Regions from separate parts of the Homo sapiens genome. Here region 1 is linked to region 2. Evidence: chromatin loops called from intact Hi-C (ENCODE). Cell type or tissue: PC-3. All regions are shown on one strand. Links, peaks and the distances in the headings refer to the core of each region. The heading gives the core; the rest is flanking DNA. Region 1 holds the start of LINC02038 (long intergenic non-protein coding RNA 2038). Region 2 overlaps LINC02026 (long intergenic non-protein coding RNA 2026).

Evidence for each region. Hi-C counts contacts between places; a loop is a spot of excess contacts. Peaks named below come from ENCODE experiments on the same cell type or tissue, not always from the same donor. Only the 100,000 strongest peaks of a DNase experiment are listed, where the experiment ranks them.
Region 1: a loop joins it to region 2, with 6 times the contacts of the local background. A loop is called at or near these places in 3 of 110 quality-filtered maps.

Annotation. Positions count from the first base shown.
Region 1 is chr3:193,834,028-193,849,020 of GRCh38, forward strand. LINC02038 (long intergenic non-protein coding RNA 2038) reads right to left here and starts at 9,982. Exons shown (of 3, transcript NR_146718.1): 1 at 9,625-9,982; 2 at 9,051-9,198; 3 at 6,801-8,728. It overlaps LOC105374284 (a long non-coding RNA gene), which reads right to left and starts at 3,444. Exons shown (of 4, transcript XR_924841.3): 1 at 3,325-3,444. RefSeq lists an enhancer at 903-962 and a silencer at 8,493-8,676. In PC-3, for the core only: no CTCF peak of the experiment used is centred there; a DNase peak (open chromatin) is centred at 6,294; H3K4me3 peaks cover 655 bases; H3K27ac peaks cover 1,575 bases.
Region 2 is chr3:193,963,462-193,978,454 of GRCh38, forward strand. The region is part of intron 1 of LINC02026 (long intergenic non-protein coding RNA 2026); the gene reads right to left. Among named protein-coding and RNA genes, the nearest start is that of LINC02026, 33 kb to the right of the region's middle. In PC-3, for the core only: a CTCF peak has its summit at 6,862; DNase peaks (open chromatin) are centred at 6,910, 7,580, 7,940 and 8,200; H3K4me3 peaks cover 1,497 bases; H3K27ac peaks cover 1,865 bases.

The sequences.
Region 1 (14,993 bases), core at 3,238-11,237, 130 kb before region 2:
TCAATCAGAGCTATCCTGGTGTACCTAAGTGTTTGAGCTCCTACAAGGCAGGGTCTAGCCACTACTCAGTTTATAAACAGGTCAGCGCCTAGAACTGTGATCTGAACAGTGCGGATGCTCAGAGAGGCTCTGCCTCATGTCCCTGCAGGAGGCAGAAGAACTGGGGCCGAGGACTGGTGGTTAGGCCTGGAATGTTCATTCTCTCTCCCTTTCTTCAGGCCATTCCCTTGCTTCTTCCCATCGGTCACTTCCAAATCTCCATCTTCAAGTTCCAACTCAAAAGCTACCCTGCCCTAATGCCTTCTCAGCAACCCAGCCAGGAAAGCACTGCTGCTCCTTTGGAACCTGGGAGCTTCCTTAGAACGGTCCCTTGCATCTCCTGCACCCCCAGGCAATCCCACCCCACTCAGTATGTGTCTGTGCAGCAGCCCATCCCACCTTTCAGAGTGAAAGGTTTTTAAGCATCTCTCAGCACCTCTTCCCTTCCTGATATCCTCCAGGACCCTAACACAGCAACCACCTCATATTACATGCACAAGAGTGCAAGCTGCCTGAGACGGTCACCTTAAAAAGAGGCCACACTCCTTCCTGGGACCCAAGAGCAGTGTGCAAGAGGTGGTGTGAGGTCGCGGGTGGGGCCTGGGACAGCCTCTGGCATGAACTGGGACTGCACTTATCTGACTCTGTGCCTACTTGGCATCTGCCTGTGCCCTCAGGAAAAGCCTGTATCATGATGGCTGATTGCTGATAAGAGGGGGTAGAGCATGCTCTATTCACCTGACTCCCAGCACAGTCAAACCTGCAACCACTGCTCTGAATCACCCAGGAAAGTCCCACTTCCACCTTGTGTTTTTTTGACCTCTCCTTCGCGTGCATTAAAAGCACCAGGAGCAAGGCCGGTGAGGTGTCTCACACCTATAATCCCAGCACTTTGGGAGGCTAAGGCAGCCGGATCACGAGGTCAGGAGTTCGAGACCAGCCTGGCCAACATGGTGAAACCCCATCTCTACTAAAATACAAAAAAATTAGCCAGGCATGGTGGTGCATGCCTGTGGTCCAACAGCTCGGGAGGCTGAGGCAGGGGAATCACTTTTGGACCCAGGAGATGGAGGTTGCAGTGAGCTAAGATCATGCCACTGCACTCCAGCCTGGGTGACAGAGCAAGACTCCGTCTCAAAAAAAAGAAAAAAAAAGGCACCAGGAGCCAAAAAATATAGATGCCAGGGTGCTGGAAGAGCTCAGTGGAAATGTGAGCAGAGGGAACCTCTTTCTTGGTAGGATTTTGGGGTACACAGTTTTTTTCCTCTGAGGCAGATTCTCCTTACTCCAAATTGGGTGCCATGAGTCATAAGGAGCCATCTCTCTCTGATGATTTACAAACATCTCAACTCATTCTTTGCTTCTTAAAATTGGAGCGAGCTATCAAATGGCTTTATGAGGTATTCATCGAGCATCTCTATGTGCCCAGGGGTGTTGTTGAGGCTTTAGGGTTTACAACAGAATTTCAGCCCCAACCTGCCATTCAAGCCTCAACTCCAAGTGCACCTGCCGTGCTTCAGTGTCCCGGACGAGGCCTGCGGCAGCCACATGGGGCTGCCATCTTTTCTCACTCTGCCTACAAAGTCCCACCACCAGCCAGGATTCTGCTCAAGCTGTTGTCTCCACCTGGAATCCTCTTCCACCCCCATCTGCTTATTAAATTCCCAATAACCTACTTATTCTAAGGAATCCTGCCCACCCTCTTGTAAGGCCCAGCTCTAAGTTAACTGTTACTGGGAGACTGTACAGTTTCTCCCAGTCAGAACTCCACTGCCCCCACCACCTCTCTCATGGCAGAGTTCTGTGTCCCTCTCCAGGCACCGTCTGGAGTCTCCAATAAAGACTCTTTCCCATACAGAGGACTTGTCAGTGCGGTGAAGACAGAGACCAATACCCCAGAGATGAGGAGACCCAAGTGCTGGTCTAGTCTGACCTGGCAGTCGGTGACCTTGGACCCAGGGTCTTCAACTTTAGCCTGTTTTCCCATCTGCGGATGAGAGGCTTGTCCAGAGTAGGATTCCCAATCTGGATTCTGCCTAATCCTGTCTCCTGGAGCACCTGTTCAAAATACACTGGGTCCTCTCCCAGGCTGACAAAAGTAGACTCTCAGAGGGTAGAGCTTTCAATCTATATTTTTAACAAGCTTCCCAGCTGGGCGCAGTGGCTTATGCCTGTAACCCAAGCACTTTGGGAGGCCGAAGAGGGCGGATCGCCTGAGGTCAGGAGTTCAAGACCAGCCTAACCAACACAGAGAAACCCCGTCTCTTCTAAAAATACAAAAACAAAAAAACAAACAAAAAATTAGTCAGGTATGTTGGCACATGCCTGTAGTCCCAGCTACTCGGGAGGCTGAGACAGGAGAATCGCTTGAACCCGGGAGGCGGAGGTTGCAGTGAGCTGAGATCGTGCCATTGCACTCCAGCCCGGGAAACAAGAGTGAAACCCGTGTCTAAAAAAAAAAAAAAAAAAAAATCTTCCCAAGCAACCTGTGCATAGTCTGCCTGGTGCTCCTTTCAGGACTGGGGGTAGCACCTAGAGGGTTCCTAAAATCCTACAAAAATCCCGTGGTTCCTTGAATGATCCTTTCTCTGCTTCATGTGATGCTCCCTAGAATAAACTACATCAACAGCACCACTGTGAGTACAACTCCAGTGCTTGAATGAGAAAACCCTGGGTCATGACTAGGTCTCATGTCTCTCAAAGGGCTACTGTGCTTTGTGGAAATTTTGGATGGTTGGAAACACATAATGATAGCCAACCCATTTATATTAGTTAGCTTGGGTTGACCTAACAAAACACCACAGAGCAGGTGGCTTAAAAAACAGAAATTTATTGCTCACAGTTCTGAAGCCTGAGATATCCAAGATCAAGGTGCTGGTCAATTTGGTAATGAGTGAAGCCTTCCTTCCCGGCTTGTAGCCGGCAGCCTTCTTACTGTATCCCGACTGGGAAGAAAGAGAGCTCTGCTATCTCTTCTTCACCTTATAAGGGCCCCAGCCCTATCAGATTAGGGCCCTAGCCTTCCAACCTCATTTAACCTTTATCACCACCTCCTCACAAGCCCTGTCTCCAAAGACAGGCACACCGGAGGTTTGGGCTTCCGCATGAGTTTGAGAGACGTACAAACACTCAGTCCGTGATAACTCTATGCCTGAGGCTTTAGAGAAAGTCAAGCTGACCTAACAGGCAAATTGGTATCCAGATAAATTCTATTACCTATTTTCCCCAATAAGTTCTTGAGAAATAGCTGCTGCTCCCACCGTTGCATGGTTGATTGAGACTTACGATTCAGGAAGGCGGTGGCTGCTTCCTCCCCATGGTGGTGCAGGCTCCATGCGGCACTCAGTGTGCCCTCCTGGGATGCTTTTGGATAGGTTTCAGTGTGCTTCTGGCTTGTTCCTGTCTATTTCTCCAGCTGGATTTCCAACTGTTCTGCCAATCCTGTGACCACTCCCATTTCCTTCTAACGAAATGTCTTTTCTACCTGAGTCAGCTAGCATGGGTTTCTACTGCTTGCAACTCAGGTCTTGCTGACACATATATCATGCAAGGAATGATAGAAGGCGCTGCAAGTATTTCTTCTGAAGCAGGGAAGTCTCCAGGAGTTGCCCGCTTATCTACAGATACCTAAAGGGCTATTGTATGGAAGGGAAACAGGATGCTTCTGTGTGGCTTCAGAAGGCAATACTGGACCCACAAGGAGAGCTTTAGGGAGAACTATTTCAACTCAACACAAGACAGAAGCTTCAGAGCTAGTCCTCAGGAACATGGTGCTGAGGGATGAAGTGAGCTTGCTCCTGTCACTGTGGGGGCGGGGTGGGGCGGTGGCAGTGGAGGCTGGACCTTTTTGTCAAGGATGCTGTGTAGAAAAGGTCTGTTTTGACACATAGACCAATAGAACAGAGTAGAGATCTCAGATATAAGACCACACATCTACAACCATCTCATCTTTGGCAAACCTGACAAAGACAAACAATGGGGAAAGGATTCTCTATTTCATAAATGGTGCTGGGAAAACTGGCCAGCCATATTCAGTAAACTGAAACTGGACCCCTTCCTTATACCTTATACAAAAATTAACTCAAGATGGATTAAAGACTTAAATGTAAAACCCAAAACCATAAAAACCCTAGAAGAAAATCCAGGCAGTACCATTCAGGACATAGGCATGGGCAAAGATTTTATGATGAAATTGCCAAAAGCAATTGCAAAAAAAGCAAAAATTGACAAATGGCATCTAATTAAACTAAAGCGCTTCTGTACAGCAAAAGAAACTATCATCAAGAGTGAACAGGAAACCTACAGAATGAAAGAAAATTTTTGCAATCTACCCATCTGACAAAGGTGTAATATCCAGAATCTACAAGGAACTTAAACAAATTTACAAGAAAAAACAACCCCATCAAAAGGTGGGCCAAGGACATGAACAGAGACTTCTCAAAATAAAACATTTATGTAGCCAACAAGCATATGAAAAAAAGCTCAACATCAGTGATCATTAGAGAAATGCAAATCAAAACCACAATGAGGTACCATCTCACGCCAGTCAGTATGGCAACTGTTAAAAAGTCAAGAAACAACAGATGCTGGCAAGGCTGTGGAGAAATAGGAACGCTTTTACACTGTTGGTGGGAATGTAAATCAGTTCAACCATTGTGGAAGACAGTGTGATGATTCCTCAAGGATCTAGAACCAGAAATATCATTTGACCCAGCAATTCCATTACTGGGTATATACCCAAAGTAATATAAATCATTCTATTATAAAGATACATGCGCACATATGTTTATTGCCATACTATTTGTAATAGCAAAGACATGGAATCAACCCAAATGCCCAACAATGATAGACTGGATAAAGAAAATGTGGTACATATACCATGAAATACTATGTAGCCATAAAAAGGAATGAGGCCATGTCCTTTGCAGGGACATGAAGCTGGAAGCGATCATTCGCAGCAAACTAACACAGGAACAGAAAACCAAACACTGCATGTTCTCACTCATAAGTGGGAGCTGAACAATGAGAACACATGGACAGAGGGAAGGGAACAACACACACCAGGGCCTGTGGGGAGTAGGGAGGGAAAACATCAGGATAAATAGTTACTGCATGCGGGGCTTCATGCCTAGGTGATGGGTTGGTAGGTGCGGCAAACCACCATGGCACACGTTTACCTGTGTAACAAACCTGCACGTTCTGCACATGTGTCCCAGAACTTAAAATAAAATAAAATTTTAAAAAAGAAAGAATGTTTCCTTGATGAAGATATCTCTGCTTTTAAGATGTATCTGCATTTTTAATTACACTTCAGTACAATTGACGTGCCATTTAAGTAATTAATCTTCCACTAGAGGAAAGGAAAGGGAAGAGAAGGGAAGGGAACCATCTAGTCTTTTACTTATTAATTTTTATATTAGTAATTTTTATGATTATGAGAAGAATCTATAAACCATGTGAAGTGGAGAAAATTTGGTTACTAGAGAAAAACATGAAGTGGAAAATAAATACCACCTATAACCCACCACACATTTTGGCAAATGTGTTTCCAGTCCAGTCTTTTTATATCAATTAGATATGTACTTTTTTTATTGAAATATAATTCACATACCACACAATTCACTGGTTTCAATTGTACCACTCAGTGGCTTTTACTATATTCACAGAGCTGTGCCACCAACCATTGCCACAGTACAATTTCAAACATCTTCCCCAGCCTCTCAGAGAAACCTCCATCCCTTTTAGCTGTCACCCTTTCAGCTGTCACCCCTTAACTTCCCTCATCTCCTCCATCTCCAGCCCTGGGAAACCAAGAATCTACTTTGTGCTTGTATGGATTTGCCTATTCTGGACATTTCATATAAATCGAATCATATAATATGTGGGGGTTTTTTTGGTAACCAGCTTCTTTCACTTAGTATAATATTTTCAAGGTTTATTTGTGTTGTAACGTGAGTGCGCACCTCCTTCGTATGGCTGAGTAATAGTCTGGTGTTTGGGTATAACACAATTTTTAATCCATTCATCACTTGATAGACATTTGGGACATTTGGGTTGTTTGCGCTTTTTGGCTATTATGAATAATGTTACTATGAACTTTTGGCACAAATTTTTGCATGGGTGTATGTTTTCATTTCTCTTGGTTATATACCTAGAAATGGAATAGAATGGGCTTATGTGGTAACTCTATGTTTAACCTTTTGAGGAATTGCCAGACTGTTTTCCAGAGTCTCTCCACTATTTTACATTTCCACCAGCAGCGTATGAGAATTCTGATTTCTCCACACCCTCACCAACAATTTTTATTATTTGTCTTTTTTATGACAGCCATCTAGTGTTATATAATTTCATTGTGGTTTTTATTTGCATTTCCCTGATAGCTAATGACTCATCTTTTTATGTGTTTATTGATCATTGTATATAGTCTTATGGAGAAATAGCTTTCAGATCTTTTGCCTTTATTTAAAAAAAAAAGAGAGAACAAGTGTCTCTCTGTTGCTCAGGCTGGAGAGCAATGGTACAATCATAGCTCACTGTAACCTCAAACACCTAGGCTCAAGCCATCCTCCTACCTTAGCCTTCAGGGTAACTGGAACTATAGGCATGCAACAACATTCCTGCCCAAAAAGAAATTGATGAGGACTCCTGGGCTTAAGCAGTTCTCCCGCCTCAGCCTCCCAAAGGGCTGGGATTACAGGTGTGAGCCACTGCACCTAGTCTTTTGACCGTTTTCAGATTGTGTTCATTGTCTTTTTAGTATTGAGTTTTAAGAGTTATTTATATATTCTAGATACAAACCCCTTATCAGATATATGGTTTGCAAAATTTTTCTCCCATTCTTTTGGCTGTCTTTTATACTTTCTTGGTGGTGTTCTTAGAAATACAAATATTTTTAGTATCAATGAAATCCAACTTAACTATTTTTTCTTTTGTTGCTCATGCTTTTGGAGTCATATCTAAGAAACCATTGCCTAATGCTAGGTCATTAAGATTTATCCCATCTTTTCTTTTAGGGGTTTTCATAATTTTAGCTTTACATTTGAGTCTTTGATCCATTTTAAGTTAATTTTTGTGAATGGTGTGAGGAATGGGAAAATTTATCCCATGCCTCTCTCCTAGCTTCTGGCAGTTCTTGGCTTTTCTTATAGATAAATCTTTCCAATCTCTGCCTCTGGCTTCACATGGCTCTCTCCTGTGTATGTCTCTGTGTCTTCTCTTTTTCTGTCTCTTTATCAGGATTTAAGGCCCACTCTAAATTCAGGATGATCTCATCTCAAGATCTTTAACTTAATGACATCTGCCAAGACCCAATTTCCAAATAAAGTCACATCCACAGGTGCTAGGGGTTGGTATTTGGAGTATCTTTGGGAGGCACCACTCACACCTGTCCCGTGGTCTTCCTCTGAGGATGGGTGAGGAGAAGATCAGTTACTTACTCACTCATCTGCTCACTCCTCCAACAGCTATGCCAAAGGTCATAGGAGGATCCAGGGATATGATAATAAATTGGAGAGGATCCTTGCCCTGGAGAATATCACTATTTGGAAGGGCTTTGGGATATGAATAACAGAAACACAAGGAAAGGGATGGTGAGAGCCATAAGATTCGGAAGCTGAAGGACTAATGGAAGCAGCCCAGAGAGGGAAGGGCTTTCAAAGCAGAGGCTGACATTGTCAGCAAAGGCAGAGGCTAGAGAGCAAAAATAGGTCAGGAATCCTTGCAACTGAGTTTGGCAGTAATGGCGGGTGTGGGCGAGAGAGAGAGACAAAGATAGAGAAGCAGTCACCCAGAAAACTCAGGCTCCAACTGCCATAGTTTCTTTTAGGATATGTGAGGGTGGGCTGGGGTTTGCAGGACCACTTATTCATACCTTCGGGACCCTCCAAAACTGGCCTGGTAGTCTAGAACTCCAGGTAGGGATCACCCTGAACTGAACCTGCAGCTAGAAGATGTGGGCTGACCATGAATTCCATATACCTTCACAGGTGAAGTTGTATGAGCCCAGAACCAGCTGAGTTCCCCAATCCAGGCTCATGCTAAAGCCAGTTCTGATCATCTCACTTCCTCATTTGGCAAGAAAACGCCTCTGTCGCAAACCAATTGCTGAGCTTCATGTCTTTCATGCAAATTTTGCTATAAAATCCTGTCACAACAAACAGAACTGAGCTGCTCCTCGGAGCTCCATGAACGTAGATGGCAGGACTGTCTTACTTTTTGAGGTAGCAGTCACGACAGTTGTCATGGGGTAATATTATTGCTCCAGAGCCCTGTGGCCAGGGTCCTGCTGAGGGCTCCACACAGAGGGGACAGGGTGGCATGTAGACAGAAGGCTCTCACTGACTGGACCTTGGGACCCTTGAGATTCTGAGCCCAAGAGGTGTCACCCCACCCCATTGGACCTTATCGACGGCCTCTCCCCTGAAGAGCAAAGGCTGAGGGCAAAAAGGAAAACAGATTAACAGCGCAAAAGCTCCCTGGGTCTTCAGCCAGGAGCGGCAAGTTCCTTACAAATTTACACACATGTGGCAGAAGCGTAACAATAAGCAGAGTCGTGCTGGGCTAGCTGCGCCGCTTCTGCCGTGGAAGAACAGGTTCGGCAGCCAATCTCCTGGGAGGAGCCCTCTTTGGTGGAAATTTGGACACACAGGAAGAGCACACACTGGTGGGGCCTTGTTCCCTGCAGCACCATCTGGGTGAAAAGGAGGCCAGCATACGCAGTTTGGAAGCAAGAAGTCACAGCATGAAATATGCAGGACTTCCCTCTCCTAAGGCACAGTTTTCCCAGGTTCAAAATAAGCAGCGTGATGTCCTCTGCCCACCCACCCCCTCCTTTTCTTGTAGTGTCCCTTATCTCACTTAACAAAGTGTGGGCTCTCACCAAACCAGAGAGCCTTCCTGAAACAGGCAGAGAGAGCACTGCTCCCCACCCCTCACATCCTCCCTACCCTTTCCCCCGACCCCCCTCGCCAAGCCACAGAGGGAGGGCAGTTCCCAGGGTAAGCCTCGTGTACCAAAAACGGTCTGTGCTCTGCGTGTGCGAGGATTGAGAGCCACAGTGGACTAAAGCCAGGAGACTTGGTGTCGAGTTCTAGCTCTGCCACCAACATGTTCAGCGGCTTGGAGCATGTCACTTGGTGTCACCACGCCTCCGTTTTCTCTCTGTAAAACAATCCAGGTAGTACGGTATTTCAGTGTTGCAAAGATCCTTAGAGATTTAGTCCAGGAGTTGGCAAAATACAGTCCACTGGCCAATCTTGTTCACCACTTGTCTTTGTAAATAAAGTTTTATTGGAATACAACCACGCCCCTCCATTTACAACCCATCTGTGGCTGCTTTCATGCTACAGTGGTGGCTTTGGATAGTTGAGAGAGATACTGACCATGTGGTCTACAAGCCTAAAATATTATATTTGTCTCTTTACATAAAAAGTTTGCCAGCCCCTGCTCTAGGCCAACATCATCATGTTAACAACACAGAAAGAGAGGCATGGGCAGATTAAGGAATTTGCCAAACTCATAGAGCAAGTCAGGGCAGAGGCTGGGACAGCCTGGCGCTCCTGATTTACATTGGCCCAGAGTTCTTACCTGGTCTAAAGCTCTCCGTCTGATTCTAGGTAGAAGCTGTGCTGGGGAGAAGCCTTGTGGGGATAGAGGAGCCGGTTCCATGAAAGAAGTCTATGCAGTTGGGGCAGAACCCTGAGACTTCTGCAGCAGGGACAGTTCTGTTGCATTCTGTATGGGTCAGCGTGAGGCTACCACACCTCAGGGCTGCTGAGCTTAAGAGAGGAGCCAAATGGCTCTCTTGATAGGAAATGGGGCTTCAGGTTGAAATCAGATGAGAGCTGGCCTCTGAGGACATTTTAACCACAGGTCACAGCTCTTGGTAAACTTTAGTTGGCTTTTGAACCACGGGGAGACATTTTTTCTTGCCTCTTTACTTACTGGCTATTTCCTCCTTCTAGCATTCATTAATCTGACTGGTTAACCATTGAACCCAACTCAGTCTCCTCTTGTTTCAAATCTTGTTCTCCCTGTTGGCTTCAGAAAAAGAGTTCACACTAAACAAACCTACTTTTTTTCTCTTTCTTTTCACAGCCAGAGCCAAGTGATAAAGGAGGTGGGGTCAGGGGTGCTATGTTTACTCTAAAAGACACACCCAAACCTGAGCTCTGGGAGTGGGGAGGGCCCTTCTAATGCAGGCCAGCCATTTTCAGAAAGAAATGTATCAGCTGCAACAGACACAAGGCAAAAGCAGCTTAATTAATTGGCCTATGGGCACAATTTAGAGAAGAGATTTATACAAGCCTTAATTTTTCTGATTTCTCCATCATTGTGTAAAGTATCATATTTCCTGCTTCTTAACACAATTGCTATTTGCTTTAAATCCACCAGTTAAATGGAGAGTGGCTTATAAAAGGAGAATTATAAGAATGGAGGAGGGAACAGAGCCGAGGCTGTGGGAAGGAAAAAGAGAAAGGGGCTGGGGCAATGTAAGGGAAGAGCCTTCTGAACAGAAGGGCCTCAGAGCCTGACATCAGCCCTGTCACCACTTTCCTGTGAATTGTTAGGGTCTGCTGGAATGTAAGCTCCATGAGGACAGGATTTTATTTGTTCACTGCTGTATCCCCAGCACCTAGAATAGTGTCTGACATGGAGTAGGTGCTCAGATGTGTATTTGCTGAATGAACGAACACAGTCTTTCAGCAGGGAATTGAGGCCCCACAGTGGTTCATGTGTTGTCTTTGTCCAAACGGATTCAGAAGCTCCTCTTGAATTGGCACAGAAGTCACCATAAAACTTCATGAAGGACAAGAAGGACTCTCTCTCTCCTGAACCATGAAGATAGCTGCAGAAAAATCTCACCCCCAAGGGTAGTATTTCCACTAAACACCCAGGGAGATCCAGGCAGTGCCCAACACAGCCCTGTCATTGTGAGTTTCTCCTTGTCATTCAAAGGGACCATATGTACACAATGTACACAATGGGAATTTATACCTTATTCTAATAATGCCTACTAGTTAGTGAACACTATTTTGTGTCAGGCATTTCACAAATATTTTCTCATTTAGTCTTCATGGTAACATTGCTAGGTAGCTATTATTACCCCCATTTTACAGATGAGAAAATGAAAGGTTACTGATATGGTTTGGCTGTGTCCCCACCCAAATCTCATCTTGAATTATGGTTCCCATAATCCCCACACGTGGTGGGAGGGACCCAGTAGGCGGTAATTTATTCATGGGCGTGGTTACCTCCATGCTGTTCTCGTGATACTGAATGAGTTCTCATGAGATCTGATGGTGTTATAAGGGGCTTTTCCCCTTTTGGTAGGCATTTCTCCTTCCTGCCACCATGTGAAGGATGTGTTTGCTTTCCCTTCTGCCATGATTGTAAGTTTCCTGAGGCTTCCCCAGCCATGCTGAGCTGTAAGTCAATTAAACCTCTTTCCTGTATAACATACTCAGTCTTGGGTATGTCTTTATTAGCAGTGTGAGAACAGACTAATACAGTTACTGAATTTGCTTATGGTCACACAGAGTTCTGATCTGTCTTAGGCTTGTCTGACCCTATAGACAGTGCTCCTTCCCCCAACCACACATTCTGCCTCTGTCTCTGTAACCTTGGGCAAGTCACTTCTCTTGGGCTTCAATGTTTGTGTTCTCAAATGTGGGAAGCTGAGCGATGTTATTTAGAAAGTTTTCCACCTGTGGGTCTGTGAACAGATGACTTCATTCCTTTGCAGGCTACAGCTTCATTTTGCTTTTGGAAGTTGAAATAGCAACACCCTTTACTGAGAGTAGCTGAAAATCTTTTCTGTTCCCTCAGTTTGGTGATACTTTGAGGCACTCTGCTAAGTCCTGGCTTTGCTTCCTTTTATATAGTAAAGAGTAGCCCAGTTTTTAATCTTAGCCCCAGCCTCAGCTGGGCTCCCACCACCATCCTTGCTGCCCTGGCTGTAGGTCTTTGCAATGGTCCCAAATTCTTTTCCATTTGTTCAGTGCAATAGTAAAAGTAAGCAGACCCCTTCCAGGAAGCTGTGCACAGGGCAGCATGCTGACGCGGCTTCCCTGTGCTCTGAGAGCAGGTTTCCTCAGACAGCCTCTCAGGCACCGGCGAACATGTTTCCTTCTAAAGCTGAGGTGGTGAGGGGAGAAGATGGAAGAGAGGTAGCTTTTGGAAGGTGAAAAGGAAGAACCCTGGGAAGACAGCAGTGTTCAAGGTGGGGCCAGGAGTCTTAACTCACTTGTTGCCCAACTGAGGAGCGAGGGGAAGTTCAGATTCTTAGCACTAGAAGGGACCCTGGTGATAATTAAACACATAGTTTCAGGTTTTCCTAGCTGCAGAATCCAGTGTGTAAAACAGAAAAGTTCCATTCTGGTTAAATTCAGAGGAGTGGGGTGGCAGTTGTCTTCTCCCTTCTCCTCCAACCTGTCCTGGCCACCTAACAGTGGTCTCCAGGACTTCCACAGAGCACAGTTGGAAATGATTCTAATCTAACCACAACTCCAATTTTCCACCCAGAGTCCTATAAAGGGAACCATTTACCAAGCCCAGTCACTGGTGGCAGCCTTGGAGCTCACATTCAGAACACAGCCACTGACTTGGTAAGCCAATAAGGTGGTTAGGAAAAGGGTCAAATGTGGTGCTGGCCCAGGAAGGATAATGAAAAAGCACATGCAGTTACGTCAACATCAGTCATTTTGCTTGGGTAGCCTTGAGAGCAGGCCATACTGAGAGCAAGGCAAGCTGTGATGCCACTGCTTTGCCAGCTTTTGAACCTCTGGATCCATTCAATTACCGTGACTTCCTACTCTCCCCATGCCTCACACATTCACCTTATTGTATCTGCCAAGAAGCCTCATCCAGTGCTTCTGTTTCTTGGTTTCCCCATTTTCTCTAAGTCTATAGTTCTCTCCTAGTTCACTTCTTTTCATATCACCCTAAACTCTGGGATCCATCTCCAACCAATCTCTAACCAATATCCCCCAACTCCATCACCTTCAGACAGTGACTGTCTATATGCTGATGACTCAAGCCCTGCCCTTTCTCCTAAGTTTCTTTTTTCTTTTTTTCTTTTCTTTTTTTTTTTTTTTTTGAGACAGGGTCTTGCTCTGTCACTCAGGCTGGAGAGCAGTGGCATGATCATAGCTCACTGCAGCCTCAACCTCCGGGACTCAAGCAATCCTCTTGCCTCAGCCTCCAGAGTAGCTGGGATCACAGGCACACACCATCATACCCAGCTAAATTTTGAATTGTTTTATAGGGACAGGGTCTCATCATGTTGCCCAAGCTGGTCTCAACCTCCTGAGCTTAGGCAGTCCTCCCACCTCAGTCTCCCAAAGTGCTGGGATTACAGGCGGGAGCCACCGCACCTGGCCCTTCTCTCCTACGTTTCTAATCTAATTCATAACCAAAGGCTGAGTGGGACTGGCCAATAGGTGAAAACAACAGGCCAGCATTCTCCAAGTCCAAAGAGAGAGGCCACTAATCAAGCACAGCATGTGTTTCTCAAGCCTGACTGCATATCAGAATCACCTGGAAAATTTTTACACCACTAAGAGGGCTGAGCTCCTTCCCAGAGCAATAAAACCAGAGTCCATAGGGGTGGAGACCAAGCACTGGTACTTTTAAAACAAACTTTCCATTTTAATTATAATATGCATCAGATAATTACATTAAAGCCTTGGCAAACTTTTACAACGTGAATATCCGTATGTAACTACCACCTAGATCGAGACAAAAAAAAAAAAAGCTCTACCAGCAGGCCAAAGCCCCCCTCAAGTTCCTTCAGGTCTTCTCCTTCCTCCCCAGGATAGTAACACTCTCCTGATTTCTAACACCACACATTTGTTTTGCCTCTTTTTGATATTTATAGAAATGCAGCCGTAGAGTATGTACTCTTTGTGTCTGACTTCCTTGATTCACTATTTTATTTTTAAGATTCATTCATGGGCCTGGCGCAGTGGCTCATGCCTGCAATCCCAGCACTTTGGGAGGCTGAGGCAGGCGGATCACCCGAGGTCAGGAGTTCAAGACCAGCCTGATCAACGTGGCAAAACCCCATCTCTACTAGAAATACAAAAATTGGCTGGGCATGGTGGCGTGTGCCTGTAATCCCAGCTACTCGGAAGGCGGAGGCAGGAGAATTGCTTGAACCCAAGAGGTGGAGGTTGGGCCAAGATTGTGTCACTGCATTCCAGCCTGGGCAATAGAGCAAGACTCTGTCAAAAAAAAAAAAAAAGTTCATTCATGTTGTTCTGGGTCGCTGTTGTTCATTTCTTTTCATTGCTGTATAGTATTACATTGTCTGCCCGCTATGGTATGAATGTTTGTGTCCCACCCAAATTTCATATATTGAAATCTAATCTCCAATAGTATTAAGTGGTGGGGGCTTTAGGAAGTGAATGGGTTACAAAGGCTCTCCCCCCATAAATGGAATTAGTACCCTCATAAAAGAGGCTTGAAAAAATCCTGTTTGTCCCTTTTGCCATGTGAGGACACAGCAAAAGGGTGCCATCTATGATGAACAGGGCCTTACCAGACATCAAATCTGTTGACGTTTGCATCTTAGACTACCTAGCCTCTAGAACCATGAGCCATAAATTCTGTTGTTTGTAAATTACCCAGTTGAGGTATTCAGCAGCCTGAACAGGTTAAGACACTAATTACGCATACACAGCATATAACTATTCTATTGATACACATGGATTGTTCCCTTTTTTTACATCTTACAAATAATGTGTGTATTTTTGTTTTGTTTTTGTTTTTGTTTTGGACATAGGATCTCTCTGTTGCCCATACTGGAGTGCTGTGACACAATCATAGCTCATTTCAGCCTTGAACTTCTGGGCTCAAGGGATCCTATCACCTCAGCCTCCCAAGTAGCTAGGACTACAGGTGCACGCCACCACACCCAGCTAATTAAAAAAAAAAACTGTGTGTGTGTCAAGATG
Region 2 (14,993 bases), core at 2,423-10,422:
AAAATGCTTAGCAATCATGCCAGATGACTCAGTGACATTACGGAGCATATGCTTCATCAAAGCCCTCTTACGAGAAAGAGAGGGGAGGATGCGGAAGGGAGAGAAAAAGAGAAATTGACCTTTGTTGAATGCCTACCAAAGGGTGGGCAATGTCCTTGGTGCCTTCCCCTATCTCCTTGAAACTAATCCTCATAAACCACATTTTCCCAGACGAGAAAGCTGAGAATCAGAAGTTAAGTGACTGGGTCTGGTAAATGACACAGCTCAAATTCTAAGTTTGGTCTGATTCCAAGCCAGTGCAACTCCAACTGTTATACCTAATAGGGAACAATCCCAGTAAACTTAGATTTGCTCAATTTATAAAAATGCAATTTAGAATAAAATGTATTTTTTTTTTTACTGAGCATTAGAGCCCTTTGCAGTTTTGCTCAGATCTATATCCCATCATTACCTTCACCGTAGCCCATAGCCCACACTCACTCCCACACACACGTCGTGTCACCAGAAGGTCTGCACTCAGTCCCTCCTCCCTGGAATGCCCTCCTTGGTCTATTCTGCCTGTTGAACTTTATTCTTCTATAAATAATTACACAACTAAAATTGGCTCTCCCTGACTATTTATAGTATAGCGCGTGAACCAATTTGCCACTCAACAATTGTCTATGTAATAAATAAAGGCAAGATTGCTTAGCTTGAAGTCTTCCTCTACCAAGAAGCACCTTCAAGTTTTCCTTTCTAACCCAATGGCATTTTGCTTGCATTTCTAATTTCTACATCTGTCCTATGATGGGATGATACATAGGCTGCCATCTCCCAACAAATGTGTAAATTCGCAAAGCCAAGGCTAGGTCTTACTCATCTCTCTAACCTCCACAGCAGCCAGCATAGGGTTTCACATTGAGTAAGTGCTCAAAATTACGTATGTAATTACATAGACAGGACTGAACTATATAACATGAAATGTACACCTCCACTTCAAAGAACAGGAGTTTTCAAGTAGCTGATGAATTCTACCATTTTAAATAAACAGAAGCATATTTCATGCTAACACTGTTGATGAAGGAGCAAGCCTTTCTTTTGGATCATTCCAGTGGATTTTGCATTGCCCTGTGCTTAGCTAATCTAATTCTGAGAATACAGTGTCACTGTTGGATGTTGAAATGGAGCCATTTGGGGAAGCTGAACGGAAAACCTCCCAGTAGGAATTATTGAGGCACCTGTTGAATTACCCATAATAAATGATACCGGCCAACTCACAGCATAATCTCCTCACACACCCTGTACCCTGACCATTCTCTCCCTGCTTGAACTTGTTGGATGACTTTCAAGAGTGTTTGGAAATTAAATATATCCAGTAGCCTCCAAAAAGTATCAAGGGACAACTTTAAAAGTGACATTGAACCATAGATAATGATATTTCTTTATAAAGGTCTTTAAAAGAACACCTTTCTACAATAAATTTTGAGTGTTAGGGGAATGACAGGGTTAGAAGGAAGGATTGGAGAGAAAATATGAAAATGGTTAATAAAATCTGGGACTTTCTAGGCAGACAACACCACAGGTTCAAAGAAAGCTTATAAACATAAATATCAAAGAAGATAGTAATAATGTGTTCAATTACTCTTTCACTCCTTTTCTCTCCTTAGTTATTCTTCAGTATTTCCTGGACTTTCATTTTCAATAACTAACAGTAAGGATTTATCAATTACTTTCCATACCACAGGGCTCAGCCTGAGAGGCAAAAAGAGAAAGAAAGGATGGCTGCCATGTCTTATGTGTTTTTACCTTTTAAGGATGTAGATATGCTTTCATATTCTTGATCTCATTCCATGCAAGGTACTATTCTCATTTTAAAGATGAGTAAATGGGAGGCTGAGTGAGGGCTGAAGCTCATGTCTTCTGACTCCAAGTCCTGTGCTGCTGCAAAGACTCAGATGGTTTTTAATAAATTTATAGCATAAAATATATGCTCTCACAATATAAAAAGCCTTAAAGGATGTGTTTTATAGACCTCTGGGTAACAAGGCATTGCATTTAAGTGTTTAACTTCCTCTACACCAACAGCCCCTCTGAAACAACCCAGAGAAGCATAAAAAAGGAAAAGCTTTGGTGAAAGGGGAGAAAAAGTACTACAGCAATGTTGGGAACAAGGCAAGTGCACCTTCCACATGGTAGAAATTGGCACCATCCTTTTCAATATGGCTTAGATGGGACCAGAGGACGGGAGACACTGTGGACAGTCTTGCAGCTCTTCTTCCTCAAAAACAGCAGTGGTTATAGGAAGTAAAGGGCAGAAGGACCTTGAGATCCCCACCAAACATGACTGCCCCACTTCAGTTTTGGAGGGCTGAGGGAGTGTCGTGTGCAGGTTAGGTAAGAAGACCAGGACTTGCTTCAGCTGTAGATGAGGAGCATTTGAAAGCAGTAGCAGTAGGAGACCCCGGCATAAGCACAATGGCTCCATTACACGGATATTATACAAGGGAGCCAACTTCACCTTGTGGACAACAACTCAAGGAAGGAGATAGAAGAAAACACAGCTTCATCCTAGTGTTAAGTCAGGCAGAAAGAAAATGAAATGCAGAAAGTCAGCACAGGACCCAGCAGCTGCATCACTGGTAGAGAAGGGTGCAGACAAGGAGCCCCAGTCCTCTCCCTAAGCCTGTGGTAATTCCAGCTCCCTCCTTCTGCCTCTGTCCCCTATTGTCTGCCCTTGATCCCAGCTTCTTCTCTACTCCCCTCCATCTGTTGCACGTCTTAAGCAGTCACATAAATTTACTTCCATCAAAAAAAATGTACTCGCATTGTTTATGAACAAACAGCAGAACTAGACATACTTTTTTCTCGTTTCTTATAAGTAAAAGAGAACCAACATGGGGATTATATAAGACAGAAAAACTAGGCTCAAAATACAGAAAAACACAGTATCTGGCTGGGCGCGGTGGCTTATGCCTGTAATCTCAGCACTTTGGGAGGCTGAGGTGGGAGGATCAGTTGAGGTCAGAAGTTTGAGACCAGCCTGGCCAACATGGTGAAATACCATCTCTACCAAAAGTACAAATATTAGCCAGCCATGGTGGCACACACCTATAATCCCAGCTACTTGGAAGGCTGAGACAGGAGAATCGCTTGAACCCAGGAGGCGGAGGTTGCAGCAAGCCAAGATGGCACCACTGCACTCCAGCCTGGGGAGCAGAGTGAGACTCCATCTAAAAAAAAAAAGAAAGAAAAGGAAAAAAAAAGAAAAAGAAAAAGAAAGTATCTTTCTAAAAAGCAAACATGAATTACAAAATTTAGGAAACTCAGATTTAGGTTCCATAAAAATTCCAATAAAAGATAAATCAAATGATGAAAAATGAGAGATAAAAGCAGCAATGAGCAGGGCACTGGCTCAGCAGAGGCGAAAAATCACAAAATCACAAAAGTTAAGGAAACTAAAACAGAAATAGTAAATTACAATTTTCACTCAAAGCGAGAAAGAGTAGAACAGGCACTGAGACAAGACAAAATTGTCAATGCAGGAGAGAAACCTGAAAAACTGCCATGGAATAAGGAGGAAAAAGGCAAAGTGATATAAAAAATGAGAGAAAAGTTGTTGCGTTTGAAGAAGAGATAATATAGAAATCACAAAGAAGAGATGTTCCTGGGGCGCGGGGAAGAGCAGAATAAATAAAACAAACAAAATAAAATATAAAAGAAGAAAACTTTCCTGAGCTGATGTTTTCATTAAGACCAGGGTCAGCTATCCGTGACAGCTGTGAAACTAAACCATAAGGAAGGCGAAATATTTTTTATTCCATGCAGCTATGTGTCCATAGGCATATCAGGAATTATGTTTCTAAGAAGAAAACTATGGATTTGGAGGAACCACTACCAACGTCTGCCATAATTGAATAAAAATGTACATTTACACATCAAAAGATCTCACGAAGTACCTGGCAAAATTACCTTAAAGACTTCAACTAGCAGATGAACTCAAGTTCAAGAACAATAAGAGCATTTTACAATTACCTAGACAGGAAACAAGTTAGCTTACCTACAAAGATAGAAATATAGACTAGCATCAGATAGCTCTATAACATTAAACATCAGATGAAAATGGAGAAATGTTTATAGTTTTGAGTGCAAAAAATTGCCTGCTAGTCAAGAATTCTAAACTCATTTAAGTTGTCATTCATGTCTGAAAAAAATTTCTTATATTTCTTTACATTTTCTTACAAAAATTTTCAATTATTCAGATTCCTAAGCCATATCACTGACATTACTTTTGAAAAAACTACTTAAATCATACTCCAGCCAACTAGAAATTATTCAAAACGAAAAATGGAGAAGTTCTAATGAAATGGAACTCATGGTTGTTACTTTATTTTTATTTTATTTTATTTATTTATTTTTTTGGAGACAGGGTCTCACTCTGTTGCTCAGGCTGGAGTGCAGTGGTGCAATCTTGGCTCACTGCAGCCTCTGTGTCCTGGGCTCAAGGGATCCTCCCACCTCAGCCTCCTGAGTACCTGGGACCACAGGCACATGCCACCATGCTCAGTTAAAAAAAAAAAATGTAGAGATGGGGGTCTCACTACATTGCCCATGCTGGTCTTGAACTCCTGGGTTCAAGTGATTCTCTTGCCTTGGCCTCCCAAAGTGCTGAGATTACAGGCATGAGCTAGCATGCCCAGCTGTCATAGTGGTTGCTAAAAATCAATTAAACATCCTCTAAAGTATGGTTGTAAAAGACATTTTAAATACAAAACAGTAATTCTTGAAAGAGAAAATAATTTTTAAAATAATAACTGGCACACCTTTGTCAAAATTCAATGAATGCACACTTAAAATTTGTGTATTTCATTGTTTGTAAATTTTGCCTCAAAGAAAAATACTGCAAGCAATTATTAAACTCTAGTTAATGATATTTATGCAGAAGTATTCAAGAAGTATATTGATGTCTTTGTCTGTTTTACATTGCTATAAATGAATAGCTGAGACTGAGTAGTTTATAAAGAAAAAAGGTTTATTTAGCTCAGAGTTCAGCTGGATGAGGGACTGGGCATCTGGTGAAAGCCTCAGGCTGCTTCCATTCATAGTGAAAGCAAAGGGAAGCCAGCGTGTTCAGAGACCACATGGTGAAGGATGGAGCAAGAGAGAGGAGGAGGGGAGCTGCCAGGCTCTATTTAACAACCAGCTCTCTAAGGAACTAATAGAGCAGGAACTCACTCATTCCTTCCCATACCAGGGACAGCATTCATCTATTCCTTAGGGATCCACCCCAACAACCTGAAGGCCTCCCACTAGGCCCACCTCACCTCCCACTAGGCCCCACCTCACCTCCCACTAGGCCCTACCTCCAATATTGAGGATCAAATTTCAACATGCGATTTGGAAGAATCAAACATCAAACTACAGCAATTGATATTTTCAATTTACTTTGAAATGCATTTGTTTTAAACACGGGTTGATAGATGGACAGAACATGATACAGCAAGTATAGGAAAATGGCGATGGTAGACACGTGGGTGTTTACTGTAGAATTCTTTCAACTTTTCTGTATGTTTGAAAATGTTTATAAAACAGTACGTTGGAAATAAAGATAACCCCTGAGTCTAAAGTCCAAAATTAAATACATAAAATAAGAAACTGAGTGAACTTAGGAAGGAGGGGAAAATAAAAGGTTATTTCTTCACCTTGCATAAGAAACAATCAATAGGTAGCATTTTTAAAAATCAAAAATTGGGAAAATATAGATTCGTGTATTTTTAAAATTTTCAGGGCAATCCCAATAGAATTTTAAAATAGGACCTATACCTTCCATATCACTAGTGGAAAAATAGAAAATACAAACAACATAACACAAACAATTTTAAGCAGAGAGCAAGAAAATATTTTTAAAATCCAGAAAGCATAAGCAACTGGACTAAAGTTAAAACAAAAATGGTAACTGTGATAACAAATGTAAGTGGCTTTAGCTCCCATATTTGAAAAACTAAACTTATCAATATGCTATCATCCCAAGATATATACCTCAAATAAAGAAAAGCATTAGAATAAGAAAGGATAAGCTAGCAAATACATCACATGCACAAAGACTCAATTTGTAAAGAAAACAGGGTCACAATATTTTGTATCAAAGTAGAATTTAAAACGGAAAACTTACATGACATTTAGATAAATATTGAAAAAGTGAATAGCATGTAAATAACTGTCATGATGCTTTAATTGCCACATAATGTAGAATAAAAACAAATAAAGCAAGAATTCGTGGAAATTCAGAAAGAAATGGATAGAAATGACTTAGTAATGGCCGACTTTAAAGTCACCATCTTTGACAGCTCGGAAAGGTAATACACATACGATAATATAATAATAAGTTAAGAAGCACCCCAGGCATGTTTCAATCAGTGCAAGTTGATCAGGACAATACCTTTGCTCACACAAGAGGCTGCACTTTTTCTTAATGAAAACGGACATATGTGACCTTCTTTGGCATGCACCTACCATGGATTTACACTCGGCTTATGCTGTCTACACACCCCATTTGCACGTGTGCTGCCAACAGACCATTCTCTCCTACACATGAGATTTAACCAGACCCAAAAGCTATAAAACCTAGAGACGTTTCATTGTTGATTTGGAAGAAGAAACGGTATGGGCTGTAAGAACTGGAAAAGATTTCTTCTGACTATTAAACTCTGAGCTATTTCAAAGCAATAGATTCTAGCTATAGAGTGTTTAATAAAATGAGGAGGTTTGGGATCTTCCAAGCTATGTTTCATTTCCTAACCCTAGACCATGCTTCTGCAACTGGAACTAGAGATCAATGGGAAGAGCAACAAGGGTAAGGGAGAGTTGATGGATGTGCCTGAGGACGTTTTAGGTTTGTAGTAATGACAACATAGTCCACTGGGGGAGCTCTGCGGGCTGTTGAACATGTAGAATAGGACCTAGTTGGAAATGTGGATTGGAGAGCGAGCATCAAAAAAGTGAGTTAAGGGGGGAGGGGGGGAGGGATAGCATTAGGAGATATACCTAATGTAAATGACGAGTTAATGGGTGCAGCACACCAACATGGCACATGTATACATATGTAACACACCTGCACGTTGTGCACATGTACCCTAGAACTTAAAGTATAATAAAAATAAATAAATAAATAAATAAATAAATAAATAAATAAATAAATAAAAGTGAGTTAAAGCCCCACAATTCAAGTTACTTCGAGGATATAGGATTAACAAAGCCTGCTCAAGCCAAATGATGGGGACACGGCAGGCCAAACAGGGAAGTCTGTGTGTGATGTGATAGGCAATATAAAGCCAGCAAAGGTCTGGGATCAGGGAGGTCATTGTAATTGTCAGGAAATTCATATCAGATTAAGGCCAGTTTTGCCTCCCCACGTCTGTCAGCTGACATGTCTTCTGCCCTGTGAGGAATGCAGAATGCATCTGCTCCCCCTTCCACATGGCAATAGAGAAAAAAGCAGGACTAACACTTTGCCTTTGTGCATTTCACAGGAATAGCAGGAAAAGCCTTTTGAGAAGGCTCAACACTCACAGAGAAAACCACATTAATCATCAGCCTAGGAAACTGGAACACTCCACAAAACCATTGCTATAGATTCAATATTTACACAAAATCTGGAGGTTGAAGTTCTTCCTTTCCTTGCCACAGAAAGGAAACCATGAAAAGCTGCCAGAAAGAGAATCTCAGTTCCTATTTACACTCGCCAAATTCATAAAGCGCAACATTCTCATCTTATAGATAAGGAAAACTGAGTCGCAAAAAAGACAAAGTGTCTTGATCAATAACGTGTTCATACCCTTTACCTGACCATGCACATTTTGAGGTGCGGAAACTGCAGCCCCAAGCGTACAATGCCCTGCCCGACATCACACAGAGAGTGAACACCCAAGCAAACAGTCATCCCCGTTTGCCCCACTGCTCTACCCCATGTACCAACCAAAGCAGGCTAAGCAGAGAGAAAAGGAGGAAGGTAGCTGTGCTGTGTCTGAAGAAGCAAACCAAAATAAGTCTCATTCAATCCGGTCTTTGGGACGGGTAAAACCCCTAGTAATAGAGGAACCTGCAGACACGTAGTTGGGTTTTGGTGGAAATCATTGGGACCTTCTCTGCTATGTTTCTCGAAACAGTGTCTTTCAGCTTTCTGCAAGGGAGTTTCCCAGAGGTCTTATTACAAGTATGGTTTGGCTGGAGCCCAGCCCAGACTTCCTGGGTCAGAATCTCAGGGTGGGGCCCTGGAATCTAAATTTCTAACAAGCTTCCCCAGTGGATTTTATACACACTGAAGTACAAGAGCCACTGTGGCTCACATTCTTGACCAGACAGTATGAAAAGACTAAGTTCAGATCTCATCCCCAAGATGGGGGTCAGACCAGACAGGGGTCACCGTCCCGCCTTTAGCACCCGGGCCCCACGTGCCCTTTCAGCCCCTGCTCGTTGCTCAGCACAGCCCAGCCCAGAATTACTCCTCCTAAAAGACATCTCTCTGCCATTTTAATTTCCAAAACCTGTCATAAAAGCAGCTCTTCTCTTCTGATGAGGTAATTGGTGCCATAATACCATTAGGAGGGTGCCCCTGGTGCACAGCTCAATTAGGAAAGGTGTATTAAATGATTTACATTTCTTTCTTTAGCTGAAACACTAGTTATAGACTTGCTAAGTAATAGGATGTTGTTAATGAGCCATAGCATGGGGCTCATTTAATTCAATACTGTAGCTTTCTAGCTAATTGAGGCATTGTTCTTCTTTACCCCACAGTCCAATTTTTCTTCTCCCAAAGCCAGGGGAAGAAAAAGAAAGGAAAAAAAGAAAAAAGAAAACCATTCGAGGGTCAGACAGCAAAAGTAAGAACCTCCATAGAGTCTGATTCCCAGCCAGTTTATGACAGCCCAGCCTTCCAGGGGATAAGATTCCCTATGTTAAGAGCTGACTGCAGGTTCATTCTAGGCTGAGGCTGAACCTAGAGGCCTGAAGAGCCCCAGGCTGAAGAACCTGGTTACAGTGTCCCCATCCTGTGAGTTCTCCACTCTACAGGAGCTCAGGGGAGGCCTGACTTGGGATCATCTAGCCTTGGTAATAAAAGTGTGGTCCATGAGCGAGCATCACGTGGGGGCTCGCTGGAAATGCAGAACTCATGTCCCACCCAAACCTACTCAGCCAGAATCCACATTTAACAAGATGCTCAAGTGATTCTCATGCGCTGCAAATTTTACGAAGCACTGGTCGAGATCCTTTCAGATTGAGCCACAACCTCCCAGGCCTCCCTCAGGGAGTGTTCCCTACTAGAAGGTAGCCTATTCCCACCCCACAGAAACATTGCTCTTTTTTAAAATATGGGACTATTCTCATGGAGGAAAAAAAAAACTTTTTTAATGAAAACAGAGAGACAGAAAGAAACCCAGAGAGAAACAGTAAAGGCCAGAAAAGGGTTGCTGAACTTGAGAAGTTCAAAAGCCCATATTTCATTTTGCTCACAAAACCACAGACCTCTCCTGCAACACACCCAAAGACTGCAGCTTTGCCTCTGCCAAGCCGCAACTGAATGGAAAGCCAGGAGAAAACACTCTTTCTAACACAGGAGAGCCAGGAACTCCAGTGCAGAGACCAACCTTCCAACCTCAGGGACTCACAGTGTGTGGAAGCAGCCAGAGGCCTTAGAAGTTATGTCTCACTCCCTTCATCCTACAGAACAAGAAACTGAGTCGTGCAGGGCAAGTGACTTGTTCAAGCAACCCAGTCCCGTTAGTGGCAGTGCTGGCTGGGATTGGGCCCAGATCTCCTGTCTCCCGTTCTCTTGCCCTCACACCACGAGACCTCAGAGAATCTATACAAGGATTCTCTTAAGATCAATATGCAAAAGCCGTTTCACTAATTTGCACAATATGAAACTATATTCTTCTAGAGCAAGTGTGACATTACTCAGTTGCAAACACTGCTGTGGACAGGTAATGTCAAGGAACAGGTTTGACTGCTGGTCTCCAGACTACAAATTAGCTGGAATAATGGGCAGAAAGTGATAAATAACCTGAGCTTCTCTCAAAAACTTGAACTGAACTCAACACTGCAGATGCTTTATCTGTCTTATTCCCCACTTTTTATTCTCTTTTCTTAACTGGCTGCTTCGTTCCTTCCATCTTTTACACCCGTACATTATCTGTGTGAGAAGACAAGCACCACCAACTCAACGGAGTCTCTCCACAACTGACTATGAATGGTTTGGCTGAATGCCCAAAGTCACCATTTATTTTTTCTTCAAATAGACAGCCAAACTTGAGAACCAAGTCAAAATAACATAAATGCCCCTCAAAACCAAAAGTCTCAACCAGCAACCCATCACCTAGCAGACCACAAGAAACTCAGATCCAAAATGACCAAGTATCCCCAGTGGGAGAATCCACAAAAGAAAACCCACTGTAAGGATGGTACTTCACAAAATCCAGGTGGATAAACCTCAATTCTCAAAACCCCCTTTTTCTGCTACCTCCTGAAGCCAAACCACCTTCCCATCTCAATGCCCTCTGCAGCCACCATCACCGGAAGTGTCAAACATCAGCCTCACGCTTATTCTGCCCATGAACGTGAGGTTTCTACATCCAGGACTTCTGGAATCACCCCTTTTTGTGGTATTTCTTTGGGTCCTGAGCACCCTGCCATTTTTCTAAACTGAAGAAAAGGGGGAAAAAAGAGGAGAAGCAAACGAAACTTCCCTGCAGTGATGTGAGTGACTGCTGTGTTTCCATGGTTTGCTCTCCACTGTTCTCGGTGACCCCTGCGGATTTCCCTTATGAGTTAGTGTCCCGGAATGTCTCTTTATTAGGTGTCTGGAGAAGTAAAGCTGTCCTGATGCCAGCGCCCCCACACTGAGGACTTTATTAGTTTTTTAATTTTCTGTCTGGGTGCTCCTGCTGCATCAAACTTTCCACAGCTGTTAGGAGCTATTAAGTCCGTAGCCTCATTGGGCCCTTTCCCCACCCCTACCCTGCTGAAGAACATGGGAAATTTCTGGACATGCTACGTGGAGCCTTTAAAATATGAATACTTTGTCTCTCTGGTGAGAAAGCACTGGGGTCCAGATGGGGAGAAGATGTTCTGCCATAAGAAAATCTCCTGGTCTGGTCCGTGCCTTGGCTTAGCACAGGGCTGTTCAGGCAGTGTGAGGACCCGACAGGAGGGAGGGGCAGGCAGAAGGGAGAACCCACTTTTTTATCCATTCTGCCCAGCAAGTAGGGGACCGGGGTTGTCCGGGCGTCGGGGGAGCGGGGAGCTCAGACTGTTTTTAGACTGACTTGGAATCCGGCCCAGAGCTTGATGCCCGGTTCAAAGCATTCCCTCCTGAGTGGACATTACAAGACCTGCAGCGAAGAATAAAACAGAAAGACTTGCAAACATTTGCCTTGTAGGCGCACAGCTGTGGTTTTGTACAACAGGCCAGTGCTATTGCTCCTGTCTCCCCTGAGAGGGGAACACGAATACCTATCCACTCCCAAAGCCCCTCCCTGCCAGCATCCCTGAGATGCCCAGGCAGCCCAGATGAGGCCCAGCCGTCCATGAGACTCCCAGTGTGTAAACCCAAAAGCAGGTGTGCACGTGCGTGCATACACACACACACACACACCCAGCAACCTGGCTCTTTCCCATAGCACCCATGCATCTGGAAGGCAACACAACCACTCGGCCAACTCGGGGAGGATGGAGTAAGGGCCTTGAGGGTCCAGAGAATTCTCAGCCTCGTTCTGGCTCCAGCCTGCCCGGCAATTTGCTTTCCAGCGGCTGCCTTTAAGCCTCCCTTTGAGGAGACTTATTTGCAGGGTGAATGAGAAAGCCTAGAGAGAAGAAAAACCTTTGGAGATACCCGCCTGGGGAACAATTTTGCCTCTGAGAGCAAGTTGGTATTTGGGGTTAATCCCTCTGTGGAAACATTGGGTTGAAAGCCCGGAGGAGGTCAGGGGTCTGATTACGGCTTCTGTTTACATATAAACTTCCTGGTCCTAGGAGACAATCGGAGGGGTGGGGGAAGGGAGCAGGGAAACAAGGAAAGTAAAGGAGAATTTTTTTAATTAAATGGCCTTCCCTCTTAAAAATAAAGTCAACAAAATAAGGAGGAGCTTGTGGAATCAGGGTTTGATTTGAATGTCTATGTACAAATATTTCTTTTACATTTTTAAGTCATGATTTACATAATGGAGTTGAAGCATCTTTTGAAACAAAACTTGAAATACTGATATTCGTTGATGTGCATAGGTATATTTTTTTAAAAAAAGAAACAGTAGGAAAGAAACTTTAGTCAGTTATCTTCTGAGAACCAGAGGGACGCATAGATAATGAAACTAGCCAATGTGCTCAGTTGTCTTGGATTTGTTGAGCTTGGGTTCTGGTCTGATTCTTATTTAGTTTGGTCAGAGAAAAATCATCGTGAAGACTCTACAACAGGTGAATGAGCTGAAAATTATAGTTTGAAGGACAATTTGAAACTACCATAAACACATACATATAAGAAACGCCTAAATGACAGTATTAAAGCCAAACAAACCCATACTTTCAAAAGAATCAAGAGGAAAAAATACTTCTTCCACATCCTCTAAAGAAGGCAAAGCAAAGCTATACAGCTGAGGAGGGGTGGAAAAAAGTACAAAATGGTTCTTAAAAGGGACAGTTACTTTTTAAGATTTAGAGCTTGAGTAATTTTTTAGTAGATTAAATTTAAAAGACAAAATAGTTTCTTTTTTGTTTGTTTGGAGAGAAAGAGGGAGTTAGGAGTCTGTCCTGGACATACTTAAGAACATTAAACAAAATATCCGTGAAGAAAATGTGGCAACTCTATTGCCGGGGACATTTAAAACCAGGTAAGACTTGGGTGTGTAGGATTTACATCCAAAACAGTCTATAATAAAAAAGAGATCCTAAATACTTGATACTAGTTTCCTTTTGTGTTTTTCACTGGTGATTTTTTGAGGCTTTTGCAAATATTGAAGATAATTCTCACCATTTACTCGTGTCAAATAAAAAGAAAAGCATTTCTTCAATGAATCTTCTTTCTACTTTGAGTTTCCAACTGAAGAATTTTGGAAAGCCAACCACGGACATTTTGAAAGTTAATTTACCAACAGAAGTACTTTTAAAAAAGTGAACAATAGTTGAAGTCAAATTCAATAGGCTATTACTTACCCCTTTGAAATTTTTTTTAAATTTGTAATTCTCTTATTTTTCTCAGTGGATTCTGTGATCTCCCTAATTTACCATCTATTGGTTTCTTGCCTGCTTGGCCCTTTTCTTTTCTTTTCTTTTCTTTTTTTTTTTTTTTTTTGAGACGGAGTTTAACTCTTGTTGCCTAGGCTGGAGTGCAATGGCTGATCTTGGCTCACTGCAACCTCTGCCTCCCGGGTTCAAGCAATTCTCCTGCCTCAGCCTCCCGAGTAGCTGGGATTACAGGTGCCCACCACCATGCCCAGTTAATTTTTGTATTTTTAGTAGAGACAGGGTTTCACCATGTTGGTCAGGCTGGTCTCAAACTCCTGACCTCAGGTGATCCACCTGCCTCAGCCTCCCAAAGTTCTGGGATTACAGGTGTGAGCCACCACACCCAGCTGGCCTTTTTCCTCTTTTATTTCTCTCATCCCCTAAATCAGGATGGTTTCCTGATATTTTCCAACACAAATTCCTTCGGAGCATCTGACAGCAGGAAGGTGGCTGTTTCGGTAGCAGGAATAAAAAGAGACAAGAGAACAAGGAGAAAGAATGATGCAGGCAAACAATTCGGCAACAGGCCTCCAAAAGTTCACACACTGAGGAGGCCCAGAAAAGCTGTGACTTGAGGCATTGTGAAGAGACACCTACCGCAAAAGGTTTGTGGGTCTTAGGGGCACCGATTTCCTGCCAACCCCTTGCAGAATTATTTTTGAAAAGGTGAGGCATTTTGCCAGGCTGAATATGGTGGCTGAATAAAGGGGAAAGAATCTGGGACCCAGTGACAAATATCAGAGGTTGTCAGGGAGCAAGTGGTGAGTTAAAGGATGACATCAGACTATGTTATGGGCAGGGGCAGAGTCTAACAATGAGCTGCTCTTTGGGCTTCAAAATGCCAAGTGGCGGGACCCTAGGTCTGCGGTGACTATGGCCAGGATCATAGAATTGATGCCCCAAACCAGGACCCTTTGGAGAGAAAAAAGAGGGAGTTTATTATAATTATACTGGGGCAACCTGTGTGAGCTCGGACTGCCCTAGGCAAATCCAGACATTGCTGATCCTTATCCCGAACCACCCGCCTACCCCTAAAGTCTAGGAGACCAAGCTTGGCTGCCCTTCAGCATCTCCTCCAGGCGAGGCTGGGCCCTTAGCTGTGCTTCCTCTTCCCCAGGGGAGGAGCCTCTACCAAGGCCAGAAGTGGAGGAAGTTCCGTGGTCAAATGGGTGTGGGAAATGGACTATTCACCCTCTTACCCCTTCTTGCAGATTCACAATATATATTGTGAATTAAAGATGTTGAGAAGACCTGCAGTAAATTAAACTGCTGAGCATTGTGGAGCCTCTGGTTTCCCCAAAGGTGCTGGAGCACGAGGAGATCTTTTTCTACTGAACGTCTAGGACATGCAGGCAAAAACTGCTTTAAACCTTTGGAGGCAAAGTCCAGAGGCAGGTCTTGGTCTCTCGGAGGTAGAAGCCTGCAGAGTACACGGGAGCTTCTAGCACCCCTCAGGATGGCACCAGCAGATGTTCGGCTGGGTGAGGTAATATAGGAACCTACCAAGGTACAGCCAAAAAACCTGCAGAAACATGTCCGAAGCCATCCCACGCCATGAACAGGAAGCCTTTGTGTTCACATTAACACAGGCAGGCCTCCCTAGCCCCACTGATCCATCCCATCACACAAGGATGGCAATAAGGACCGCATTTGACATCCAGAAATGGTAAGCCTGACCCGAACTCAGCTGAGACACAGAGAACCTGTTTCCCTCTAAGCATTTCATCCACCGGTGACCTGAGGCC